2 separate regions of the Homo sapiens genome follow, and region 2 is linked to region 1. Evidence: read pairs that join two places in POLR2A ChIA-PET (ENCODE). Cell type or tissue: MCF 10A. All regions are shown on one strand.

The links. ChIA-PET counts read pairs that join two places held together with the same protein. Peaks named below come from ENCODE experiments on the same cell type or tissue, not always from the same donor. Only the 100,000 strongest peaks of a DNase experiment are listed, where the experiment ranks them.
Region 2: POLR2A ChIA-PET joins it to region 1 with 5 read pairs; 4 of 35 experiments call an interaction of 5 or more read pairs at or near these places.

The regions. Positions count from the first base shown.
Region 1 is chr15:85,343,641-85,346,140 of GRCh38, reverse strand. No RefSeq gene overlaps it. Among named protein-coding and RNA genes, the nearest start is that of MIR7706, 36 kb to the left of the region's middle. In MCF 10A, no CTCF peak of the experiment used is centred here; DNase peaks (open chromatin) are centred at 1,234, 1,690 and 2,480.
Region 2 is chr15:85,445,935-85,448,434 of GRCh38, reverse strand. All of the region lies in intron 1 of AKAP13 (A-kinase anchoring protein 13), which reads right to left. Among named protein-coding and RNA genes, the nearest start is that of AKAP13, 67 kb to the right of the region's middle. In MCF 10A, no CTCF peak of the experiment used is centred here; no DNase peak of the experiment used is centred here.

The DNA.
Region 1 (2,500 bases):
ATGGTAGAGTGGAGAATCTTCTACCTTTACTCTTTCAGCATATTGGAATATTTGAAGCACTCTTTGGTGGGAAGGTTAATGGAAAGACTCAGTGGAGTGTGTGTATGCTTTTTTTTTTTTTGAGTATGCAAAGTACAGTAACTTTTTCAGGGCATTGCTTAGAAATGGACATGTGTGTGTGTAAGTTATGCATAAATGAAAATATAAATAAATATATATATAGTTTTATATATATAAGTAAGTTTGTTAATTTTCAGTATGATGGATCTGATGCCGCTGAAGACAGAAAGACTCAGCACGGCTTTACCACAGACTAAATGTGTGATCTGGAGAAAGTTATTTAACCCCCAGCTCAGTTTCCTCAATTGTAAATTGTTATTATTATCAAACTCAGAGGCTTATCGTGAGGATTAAACGAGATACCAAATGAAGTGTGCCTGGCCCACAGATGTTAAATGAGAGTTTAATGGAGATATGGATTATTGTCATCAAAATCTTGGTTTCTTACCCACTCATTTACTCTCTGGGATAGTTTGGAAGAAATTATACATAAGAGACAGCCTGCTTGGGGAAGACTTGATGAGGAGGAGAACTGGTTGGGTGGACATATTTGATCCTTGATGCAACTCCAATATGTGTAATGGCAACCTAAACCTCCTTTAGACAGATGATGGTAGTCATGCAGCTTGTCATGGTAGGAGGTTTCAAAATAAATTTCCTCTGCAGCAGTGCTAGGTTGTTTGCTTAGGAGATTGTACTTCTGACCTAGATCCACCCTCTCTCTCTGGACCACAGCTGATAAAGAGAAACATCTGGATTCTCCAGGTTCACTGGTCTGGGAGGAGGAGAGGGTGGAGATCTGGGCTGAGAGTGAAGACACCTGGATTCTGGTCCCACTCACCACTTGCCCATGGGCACATCACTTCATCTCTGAGTCTCAACTTCCGTGGGTTCAAACTGATGTTCTCTACATTCTTTCCAAGTTCTAGTATCTCATTATTCTACGAATGTATAACTTACTTTCTAGCTGAAGAACATGATCATACTAGACAAAGGCAATGCCAAAATGAAATCGCCTCATTCCGTTATGCAATTTCTTTGGCTTTCTAAAAGGAGTAGGGCGGGATTCAGCCAGATGAATAATGATAAGCAAACATGTTTCTAAATCCAGGATGCAGAGTCTGGTCTTTAATAACTTGGAGGCAATGCCCTCTGCTCTCTCTAACACACCCACCCCAGCGGTCCAACACAGGGCTCCTGGTTGGGAGGAATTGCTCTTACTCTTTGGCGAGGTTATTCTATTGGATTTCAGAGCTGGTTTTCAAGTGTCTGTCATTCCAGAGAGACTCTCCTCGGTTCTCAGGCACCCAGCAGAGGCAGCTCACACCCTCTCTCCACATGTTACTGTGGATGAATGTGTCAGAGCAAGTTGAGTCATGGGAAAGGCATGAGCTCTCCTACCTGCTCCCCAGGCAGGTCCCTCCAGGGCTATTTTCTCTGGAACCAAGCTTAGTCACTTGCCAAACTCTCAAAACAGAGATGTCTCTAAAATTCCAGGACTGTTTGTTCCCAGGCAAAGTACCTTATTTGGTGGTAAACATAAAGTGGATAGAAAGTCTCTTCTGAGAAAAGCCACCCATTGAGTGATGAGAACTGGCCACCAAGAATATAACTGGGCACTTACTAGCACAAGCAAGTATAATTGCCATTGCTACATTTGTAAAGCCCTTGGCCATTGATGAAGCCCTTTTGCATGCTTTGCACCAACGTATTGGCCTCACCACAACTCTATGTAGTAGGTAGTATTATTTTTAAATTAATTAATTAATTATTATTATTTTTGAGATGAAGTCTTGCTCTGTTGCCCAGGCTGGAGTATAGTGGCATGATCTCAGCTCACTGCAACCTCCACCTCCTAGGTTCAAGCTATTCTCCTGCCTCAGCCTCCTGAGTAGCTGGGACTACAGGCACCAGCCACCACGCCCAGCTCATTTTTGTAATTTTTAGTAGAGATGGGGTTTCACCATGTTGCTCAGGCTGGTCTTGAACTCCTGACCTCAGGTGATCTGCCTGCCTTGGCCTCCCAAAGTGCTGGGATTACAGGCGTGAGTTACTGCACCCAGCCTTTTTTTTTTTTTCTTTTTGGAGAGACAGGGTCTCACTCTGTCACCCAGGCTGGAGTGCAGCAGTGCAATCATGGCTCATTGTAATGATAGGTATTATTAAACCTATTTTCCAATGAGGAAAGTGAAGTTTAGGAAGACTAATTTTTGCCCAAAGTCACACAACAGATAAAGAGTGAGTCTGGGACCTTAACTCAAGTCTTCTGACCCTGAATTCAGTGCTTTTACCATCAATACAACAGAACCAGGAAGTCCATTCAAATCTACATCCCCATATAAGCAGGAAGAACTCTGTGAATACTTCTTGGTCAATGATCTCGTGATTCATCAGCCCAGTTTTCTTGACAATATCATTTTTATAGCCGTTTAGTCATTTT
Region 2 (2,500 bases), 100 kb before region 1:
AGATTTCATGACAAAGACACCAAAAGCAATCACGAAAAAAAGGAAAAATTGATAAATGGGATCTAATTAAGCTTAAGAACTTCTGCACAGCAAAACAAACTGTCAACAGAGTAGACAATCTACAGAATGGGAGAAAATATTTGCAAACTATGCATGTGACAAAGGTCTAATATCCAGCATCTACAAGGAACTTAAATTACAAAAGAAAAACAAACAACCCTATTAAAAAGTGAGCAAATGACATGAACATACACTTCTCAAAAGAAGACATACATGTAGCCAACAAGCATATGAAAAAAAAGCTCAATATCAGTGATCATTAGAGAAATGCAAATCAAAACCACAATAAGACATCAACTCACACAACTCAGAATGGCTATTATTAAAAAGTCAAAAAAACAGCAGATGCTGGCAAGGTTGCAGGGAAAAGGAACCCTTATACACTGCTGGTGAGTTGGTAAATTAGTTCAACCATTGTGGAAAGCAGTATAGCGATTCCTCAAAGAGCTAAAAGCAGAACTACCATTCAACCCAGCAATCCCATTATTGAGTATATACCCAGAGGATTATAAATCATTCTACCATAAAGACACATGCACACAAATGCTCACTGCAGCACTGTTCACAACAGCAAAGACAAGGAATCAACATAAATGCCCATCAATGACAGACTGGATAAAGAAAATGTGGTACATATACATCTTGAAATATTACATAGCCATTAAAAAGAATGAGATCATGTCTTCTCTGGGAACATGGATGAAGCTGGAGGCTATTATCCTCAGCAAATTAACACAAGAACAGAAAATCAAATACTGCCATGTTCTCACTTGTAAGTGGAAGCTAAATGATAAGAACTTACTAACACAAAGAAGGAAACAACAGACACTGGGGTCTATTTGGGGGTGGGGGAGGAGGGAGAGGAGCAGAAAAGATAACTATTATGTACTGAACTTAATACCTGGGTGATGTAATAATATGTAAAACAAACACCCGTGACATGTGTTTATCTGTGTAGCAAACCTTAACATGTATCCCCAAACCTAAAATAAAATTTTTTTTTAAAAAAGGAGTTAAAAATCAAATCCAGGTCCATATCCTATCCATTTTGCTGAAGAACTCTTATTTTAAAATAATAATAATAACAGATTTATTTATTTATTTATTTTGAGATGGAATCTCACTCTGTCACCAGGCTGGAATGCACTGGTGCAATCTCAGCTCACTACAACCTCCACCTCCCCGGTTCAAGAGATTCTCCTGCCTCAGCCTCCCAAGTAGCTGGGATTACAGGTGCGCACCACCACGCCCAGCTAATTTTTGTATTTTTGGTAGAGATGGAGTTTCATCATGTTGGCCAGGATGGTCTCAATCTCTTGACCTTGTGATCTCCTGGCCTCGGCCTCCCAAAGTGCCGGGATTACAGGTGTGAGCCGCCACACCCGGCCTAAATTTATTATTTTAAAAAGCAAATCAGTAGCTCTGTCATTTTCTGACTACACATTCACTTTTTTAAGTTTAACCCATTTTCCCATTCCTTCCTTGGTGAAACCCAGATATTTATGCTGCCTTTAAGAGCACACCATTTATTTATATAATGTTTAACAATGTGTGATGAATTTTAAATTCAATCCTCTTCATCAGAGCCTGGACTAGAGCTTTAAGAAGGGCTGGAAAGCCTGGACAACACAGCGAGACTCTGTCTCAAAAAAAAAAAAAAAAAAGAAAAAGAAAAAGAAGGGCTGGGCAAAGCGGGGAAGACGAAAAGGCATGTTTACTTGGCCAGACCAGCTAATTCCAGATTGTCCTCGCATCCAACAAATATCTTTCCATCCCATTCTCTCAGTTTCAACTATTGCTTATAGGCAAACCACTCTCAACTTTGAGTCTCTAGCCCTAAAGTCTTTTCTAAGCTCCATAACCTAATTGCCAAGTGCCTGCTAGACATCCTAGTCCCCTTGGATGTTCTGCACTGAATCCATCTTCTACATGCTCATTCGTTGTCCTTTATCCTCATTAACGGTCTCACCTCAAGCTCTCATAAAACCATTTCCTTCTCCTTCACTGCCTACATTGCCTCCCAACAAATCCTATTTCGTTTACCTCCACACTGTCTCCTTATCCACCCCTGCTGCCCAAGTCGTTGTCCTCACTCCTGGACCTATTCCCTGCTGTTGTCTTTGCCTCTAAGCATAACTATCTTCCACGTTATCACAAGGTTCAACTGCCCCACAACTTCAATATAGTATGTGTCAATTCTCTGGTCAAATCTTTCCAAGGACTTCTTGCTTTCTTCACATTAAAGCCAAACTCCCTAGTCCCAAATCACTATCTATACCTTTATTTCCTGCTGCCATCACAACTCTAGCAATACCAAGTTGCTCACCAACCATGGCACTTCTACAACTAAATCAAAATAAATAGAAAAAAGTGTATATTTTTAAACAAAGGGGGGGATTTAGAATGTTCCCAACACAAATGTTAAATGCTTGAGGTGATG